Regions from separate parts of the Homo sapiens genome. Here region 1 is linked to region 2. Evidence: chromatin contacts called from ENCODE Hi-C or POLR2A ChIA-PET data. All regions are on one chromosome and are shown on one strand. The core of a region is the stretch at or near the end of the contact, and the rest is flanking DNA. Distances in the headings are between cores, read along the strand shown. Region 1 has its middle 14 kb from the start of CCDC32. Region 2 has its middle 23 kb from the start of CHST14.

Region 1 (4,085 bases), core at 776-3,275, 57 kb after region 2:
CATGCTGAGAGAGAGAGAGAGAGACCCCAGGTGGAGTGCTTTCATGACCTTGCCTCAGAAGTCCCATTATTTATGCTGTACTCTATTAGCAAGGCAGTTACATAGGTCTGCCCAGGTTCAAAGGGAGGGAATATTGACTGAAGATCTCAGGGGAGGAGTGTCCACATCACACTGGAACATGAATGAGTGGGATGGGATACACTGATTTGGCCATCTTTGGAAAATACAATCTGCCATACATGATTCTACTTGTTCTGTAATAGTGAAAAAATAACAAGAAAAATTGAAGTAGAAAATAAAAACAAAGAAAAACCATTTCACATAGACATGTATCGCTGCCAAGTGTGAATAACTTGTCCACCCTCAATCACTTTAATTATGGCAAACCCATGGCAGCCATAACCTTCTAGATGTAAATCTCATCTTGTCACTGCCCCTCTTAAAATCAGCCATTAGCTCCCTGTTCTCCCACAATAAACTCCAAACTCCTTAACATGGTTTATAAAATCCTTCACACCTGGCCTTGTTTAGTAATTTCCACCCTCACCTCTCGTCTGTCCCTCCTTTGTTCTTTGTGCTCCAGCTACACTGAACTACCTTCCATCCTCCAAGTTCCCTTTTGCTTTTAGGGCTTTGCACATGCTGTTTTCCTCTTCCAGGACTCCTCTTGGTCCCCATGCTCTTACTCTTCTATTTCCTCTCACTCCTATTCATTTCTATGGACTCAGCTCCCCTAACACGGCCTCTCTCCTACCCCACTCCAACTGGTCTAGGGCTCTCATATCTCCTTCCCATGTGCTCTCAAAGCACCTTGTGCTTACAACTTCCACAGAATTAATGAGGTAGGCTCTACTCCCCCCTCCATCATTCTATGTGGGAAGATGCCGTTCTGCTTTATTTAACACCATGCACCATGCCTGGAACATGGCAGGGGCTCAACAAATATTGGTTAGATGAATGAATCTCTGCCTTAAATAACCTATTTCTGGGCTCAAGTAAACAGCCCTCGCACAAACCTAACATCCCAATGGCAGTATCCTATCTTGAGTCTTATAACTGACGTAGGGCCAAAGCTGGTTGGGATAATTTAGAATTTTCAAGAAAACCTTGCCTGCTTCATGTGGCTGGGGCTGTTCTCAGCCTTGGAGGACTCCTTCCAAAACAGGGCCAGGGAGAGGCTCCAGGGCTTCCGTCTTCCAGCAATGGTCCTGGTGGGCAGGTCTGCTTGGAAGGGTGCACCTCGGCCACAGCTGGCGGGACGTTTGTTTACTTGCTGTGCCTGCAGCCAGGGCCTATTTCTGGATCAGGTATTGGATGCATGCCTGTGTCACTCCAGCCCTGATCTTGCCAGGCGCTGAGTGATGAGCACGTGTGTGTGCCGGGAGAGAACAGCAGCAGTCCCTTAGGTTATCTGCCTGGCTGCAGCCCAGCCTTCTCTGGGTGTACCAAGTCATTACGGCTTGGCCCGTGTTGGTGATTACCCTCCCCTGGCTCTAAAGCTTTAGCACTAAATATTGCTCCATTTGCTCTAACTTGCTGTCTATTTCACTAAGGAGGAAGAAGGAAGAAAGTCAGGGGTGATAAGTAAGATTCTACCAACTTACAAATCTTACTAGGTTGAGGAAGCCCTAACTGGAGTTCCTTGGAGTTTTCAGGGTCAAAGGAAAGAGATCAGCATTTTAGGCCAATACTATTTTTTCCTATGGTTAGTCCCATTACTGAAAAGGAACTGGAACATGAAGAGGTCACTTGACTTATTTGTGACCATTCAGTAAGCCACAAGACAGATAAAAGACAGCACCCAAGACTCTCAGTTTCAAATTTAGTGCCACTTCACTAGCCTAAGATAAATCTGTATTAACAAGTTAGCTTTGGGAGCTAGTGTCAAATTTGGTTTTGGTAAATGGAGTTTCACCTTTTTTTAGAGCCATTGTTTACGCTGTCACCTCTAAATCAATTAAGAAACTATAGCTACAACTCACTGGGTTCCCTTCCGTGGAGTCGTGCAGAGCTCCTCTCACACCGCACCCAGGTTTACACATGGGCTAGAAACCATTCAACTTACAAACTCTGTTTCAGTTCCTCTAAAGCGATTCTCCACCCTCTCATATTCCAATTTCTGTTTCTGAGGTAGAAAATGGGAAGTAGGGAAAAGGCAAAGCTAGAATCTTGCCTGAATGACAGAAACACTATTTTCGGGTACAGAAACATTCTCTTACCATCCCATGATCTGCACTTTGGGAGAGTGTTTTGGGACCTCATTGCTTTTTTTTTCTTAAACTGTTGTTTCTGAGGAAGAATAATTGTTGTTTGTTTATCATGCAGGGAGAATAAAAATTTTAGTTTTTCTTTCTTTAAAAAATCCATCCTGGCAGGGCACGGTGGCTGACGCCTGTAATCCCACCACTTTGGGAGGCCGAGGCGGGCGGATCATGAGGTCAGGAGATCCAGACCATCCTGGCTAACACGGTGAAACCCCGTCTCTACTAAAAATACAAAAAATTAGCCGGGCGTGGTGGTGGGCGCCTGTAGTCCCAGCTACTCGGGAGGCTGAGGCAGGAGAATGGTGTGAACCCGGGAGGCAGAGCTTGCAGTGAGCCAAGATGGCGCCACTGCACTCCAGCCTGGGCAAGAGAGTGAGACTCCATCTCAAAACAAAAAAATCCATCCTGAAAGCCATCAGATGGCCCTGGAGAGGAGTGAGGCCTGGCATCTGAACTCCAGGTGGAGATGGCAGCCTGCAAGCCTGGATGACCGTCAATATTCTGGCTTCCTCAATGTACCCAGGGGCCACAGAGAGCCACTCTCTGTGTCACACGTATCCTGCCAATAAAATGCAGTAGGAATAAAGCGACTAAATCTACTAATAAAGGTGTTAACCCAGTCCAGACAACATGGCGAAATCCCATCTCTACAAAAAATATAAAAAATAAGCTGGGCATGGTGGTATGCACCTGTAGTCCCAGATACTCGGGAGCCTGAGGCAGGATCACCTGAGCCCAGGAGGTCAAGACTGCAGTGAGCTGAGACCGTGCCACTGCCCTCCAGCCCTCCTGGTGATAGAGTGAGACCCTGTCTCAAAAAAAAAAAAAAAAAAAAAAAAAAAAGGTTAACCATTAGTCAATGAAAAGAGAGGAAAGGGCCAGGCATGGTGACTTGCACCTGTAATCCCAGCACTTTGAGAGGCCAAGGTGGAAGGATAGCTTGAGCCCAGAGGTTCGAGACTAACCTGGGCAAAATAATGCGACCCTGTCTCTACAAAAATTTTTTTTAAAAATTAGCCAGGCATAGTGGCACATGCCTATAGTCCCAGCTACTCAGGGGAAGCTGAGGCAGAAGGATGGATTGAGCCTGGGAGGTTGAGGCTGTAGTGAGCCATGATTGTCACTACACTCCAGCTTGGGTGATAGAGTGAGGAGACCTTGTCTCAAAAAAACAAAAAAAAAATAAAGAAGGAAAAAAGAGGAGCGGCCAGGCGCGGTGGCTCATGCGTGTAATCCCAGCACTTTGGGAGGCTGAGGCGGGCAGATCACCTGAGGTCAGGAGTTCGAGACCAGCCTCAACATGGAGAAACCCCAAATCTACTAAAAAAAATACAAAATTAGCCGGGCGTGGTGGTGCATGCCTGTAATCCCAGCTACTCAGGAGGCTGAAGCAGGAGAATTGCTTGAACCCGGGAGGCAGAGGTTGCGGGGAGCCAAGATCGCGCCATTGCACTCGAGCCTGGGCAACAAGGGCAAAACTCCATCTCAAAAAAAAAAAAAAAAAAAAAGAGGAAAGTATATTTGAATATTACAATAAAAATATTTGTATCACTAAGCAAGTATATGGAACCACCTAATTGGTTCCTATCCTTTTGGGCAAGACAAATACTTGATTTAGAAATGAGCAAACAATAGCCGGGTGTAGTGGTTTGCACCTGTAATTCCAACTACTCAGGAGGCTGAGGTGGGAGGATCACCTGAGCTCAGGAGTTTGAGGTTACAGTGAACTATATGATTGTACCATTGCACTCCAGCCTGGGCAACAAAGTGCGACCTCAAAAAAAAAAAAAAAAAAAAAAAAAAAGCAAATGTTCTCAGAAG
Region 2 (3,753 bases), core at 8-2,507:
ATCCCTGACCTCTTAGGCTCAAGCAGTCCTCCCACCTCATCCTCCCAAGTAGCTGGGATCACAGGTACATGCCACCATGCCTGGCTTATTATTATTATTATTATTATTATTTAATTTTGGGCCAGGCACGGTGGCTCATGCCTGTAATCCCAGCACTTCGGGAGGCTGAGGCAGGTGGATCACTTGAGTCCAGGAGTTCGAGACCGGCCTAGGAAATATGGCAAAACCTGGTCTCTACCAAAAAAAAAAAAAAAAAAAAAAAAATATATATATATATATATATATATATATATATTCAGACATGTTGGCTGGAATATGTGGTCCCAGCTAGCTACTCAGGAGACTCAGGTGGGAGGATTGTTTGAACCTGGGAAATGGAGGTTCCAGTGAGCCAAGATCACCATTGTACTCCAGCCTGGGCGACAGTGAGAAGGCCTTTGCTCAAAAAAAATTTTTTTTTGTAGAGAAAAGGTCTTGCTATGTTGCTTGGGTGGGTCTCGAACTCCTGGGTTCAAGTATCCTCCCACCTCGGCCTCCCAAAGTTGAGATCACATGTGTGAGCCACCCCTGGTGTGTTTCTTAAACCCAAAGAGGAGCTTACAGATAGGGAGAAGCAAATACCTGATGTATGAATATAGATAGCTGTCACTGTCAAATAACTGTCTCTGAAAACCCTTCCCTTTAATATATGCTCAGCCTATGAGTACATATGTTTCAAGCATGCCCAAAGCCGTTTTTAAGTACCAACGCTCTTAGTGCAAGGCATTGCTGCTGTCAATATGATGTACCAGTGAGATACTTGCCTTAATGAACACCAATTTGAAAGTTTCAAACACTCTCTATTCTGCTGACATGTATTTCAACTTTTCAGGATCTGCTTTCTAGGTAAAAAGGATAAAATAAAAGGAGGGGTGCCTGCCGCCGAAACCGAAACTTCAGATATCAGCAATTAGGGTTAGGAGATTTTTGGTATATGCACACAGATAAAAGAAGTGTGCTGATGACTATTCAGTACCAAGTGAATGTTGTCAGTGTCTTCAAATGGGTCAAAATGTCTCAAGTATTGAGATCCAGAATGAAATAATCTCCTGCTTCTAACATGATCAGGTATCAAAGTGTGGGTTTTAGTGTGTTTCAGTCCCCAAATCTCCCATTCCCTCGTAGTTCTCATTTGTGGATTGAATGAATGCCGCATGCTTGTGTTTCCATAGCAGACCTTGCCTTGTGGTTTTGAAGTGGTCTCCGTGCTGTTTGAAGTGCCACAGGCAATGGTGGCAAGAACTGGGTGCTGATACATGCTGTGAGTCAGTAGTTCTGATGAAACATCCATCACTGTGATTAGTCTCTTTTTCTGCCACTTCCTGTTCCTAGTAGATCAAAGGGCTAAAAATGCCCCTGTATCAGTAATTGTCTACCAAACCATCTGTACATATAGATCATGCTGTTTAGGTTTGCAGGTATGTACCCAAAATGAAGAACATTTGTCTTGTTGATGTCAGGATATATGTAGCAGTCCTACCAGAATCAGTGCTCCACAGATTCATCAAGAGGGGCACCAATTCTATTTTAGTATGTGGGTTTCCTATTGACAAACAGTGGCTCTTTTTCCATTGAAATATGTTATTCGCCTCAGTGAATCCTAATACAGTGGTTTCAACGTCACAATTGCGTGTGCTAATAGAATACCCAAGCTTCTAGAAAGAGTTATTTATATGCATTGTCTCCATTTCTGAACTTCCTATTCATTCCTCCACTCCAGCCCCCGTCACTCCATAGAATCATTTTCCCCACAGTCATCAGTGACCTCTGTCTCACTGGATTCAGTGGGTATCCTCAGGCTTCTTTCTTGACCTCCCAGCAGGATTCAGTCCTGAGAATCACACTCTCTCTGCTGAAACACCCTCCTCCCTTAGCTTTCTGGACAGCCCTCTCTGCTAGTGTTACTCTTCACTCTCTGACCCCTGCCTACTCTTCTGGCTCTTTTGTGGGTTATTTCCTACATTCAGTCACTGAATGTTGAGGCTTGTCAAGGTCTTCCCCAGTCCTCTTTCTCTTACAGTATGTTTTCTCCCAACTCTCTCATTCTTGCCCAATGTTTCCTTTTTCTCCTCTTTTTTAGAGATGGGGTCTCACTTTGCCACCCAGGCTGGAGTGCAGAGGTACAATAATAGCTCACTGGAGTCTCCAACTCCTGGCCTCAAGCAGTCCTTCCTCGGCCTCCTGAGTATTGGGACCACAGGTGTGCATCACCACACCCGGCTAATTTTCTTTTTCTTTCATTCTTTTTTTTTTTTTAAGAAATGGGGTCTTGCTTGGTTTCCCAGGCTGGTGTCAAACTCCTGGCTTCAACCAATCCTCCTGCCTCAGCTTCCCAGAAAGTGTTGGAATTACAAGTGTGAGCCACCATGCCTGGCCAAATGCCTGATGTTTCAAGTACCATACATGCCAGTGATCTCAAATACAGATCCCTAGCCCAGGGCTCACCCTCTGTGTTACAGAGTCATGTATCCAGATGCTAATTAGCACCACCATTTAGGCATCTCAAAGGTACTTACAATTAGACATGTTCAAAATTCATGCTTTTCTCCCCAAGAAAAATGAGGAGAAGAAGAAGTGTGTTAGTCTGTTTTGCATTGCTTATAAAGGAATACCCAAGACTGGGTAATTTACAAAGAAAGGAGGTTTATTTGGGTCACAGTTCTGCAGGCTCTACAAGCGTGGCACCAGAATCTGCTCAGCTTCTGGTGAGGTCTCAGGAAGGTTTTACTCAGAGTAGAAGGTGGAGGGGGAACATGCATGTCACATGGTGAGAGGGAGCAAGGGAGAGAGGAGGAGGTGCCAGATTCTTTTTTTTTTTTTTTTTTTTTTGAGATGGAGTCTTGCTCTGTCACCAGGCTGGAGTACAGTAGCTCGCGATCTCGGCTCACTGCATCCTCCACCTCCTGGGTTCAAACAATTCCCCTGCTTCAGCCTCCCGAGTAGCTGGGACTACAGGCATGCGCCACCACACCTGGCTAATTTTTGTATTTTAGTAGAGACGGGGTTTCACCATGTTGGCCAGGATGGTCTCGACCTCCTGACCTCATGATCCACCCGCCTTGGCCTCCCAAAGTGCTGGGATTATAGGCATAAGCCACTGCACACAGCCTAAGCCTTGCTTTTGTACTCTATTCCTGTCTTGATGAACAAGACCTCTATTCATGCAGTTTCACAGGCCACACACCTGAGAATCTTGCTTAACCCCTTTTTCTCCCCATGTTCCAGTCAGTCGTCAATCTTGTTTTATCTTCAAGATGCCTCCACTTCTCTGTATCTCTACTCCTTCTCTAGTGCCACAATTAAGGTGATGACTAATACTGTCTTGTGTCTGAACTATTGCAATAGCCTCCTTTCTAGCTTCCCAAATCTCCATTGTCCCATTCCAGCCCAGTCCGCTTACATCCTTCAGTAACTTCCCTCCACTCTTAGGATAAGGACCCATATACTCAGCACAGCCATAGAATAAAGACCTACATACTCAGCACAGCCATAGACCCTGCATGGTCCACCCTGTCTTCCTTTCTCACCTCCACTTCCTAGAACACTTTTTCTAGCCACATAGGCTTTTCAGGTGTCAGTTACACCTGCTTCCCTGCCTACCACAGAGCCTCTGCACATGCTGTTCCCTCTTAAATGCTTTCCCTCCTCTGCTTCTACCTTGCATTGTCTGTCATCCTTCAGACCTTCCCAGTTGTCACTTCCTCAGGGGAGCCT

Evidence for each region. A loop is a pair of places that touch in the nucleus more often than their neighbours do. ChIA-PET counts read pairs that join two places held with the same protein, here RNA polymerase II (POLR2A).
Region 1: a map of lower leg skin shows a loop between it and region 2 (8-fold over the local background). The contact joins two enhancer-like sites. A Hi-C loop is called at or near these places in 2 of 168 maps with a recorded cell type or tissue (IMR-90 and lower leg skin). POLR2A ChIA-PET finds 5 or more read pairs at or near these places in 5 of 52 experiments (K562, T-cell, WTC11 and 2 more).

The regions. Positions count from the first base shown.
Region 1 is chr15:40,548,731-40,552,815 of GRCh38, forward strand. It overlaps a transcript of CCDC32 not described here. Among named protein-coding and RNA genes, the nearest start is that of CCDC32, 14 kb to the right of the region's middle. Within about 2 kb of position 2,026, at least 10 of the 41 ENCODE cell types and tissues checked have a DNase peak (open chromatin) inside an H3K27ac peak, as active enhancers do.
Region 2 is chr15:40,492,359-40,496,111 of GRCh38, forward strand. No RefSeq gene overlaps it. Among named protein-coding and RNA genes, the nearest start is that of CHST14, 23 kb to the left of the region's middle. Within about 2 kb of position 1,258, at least 2 of the 41 ENCODE cell types and tissues checked have a DNase peak (open chromatin) inside an H3K27ac peak, as active enhancers do.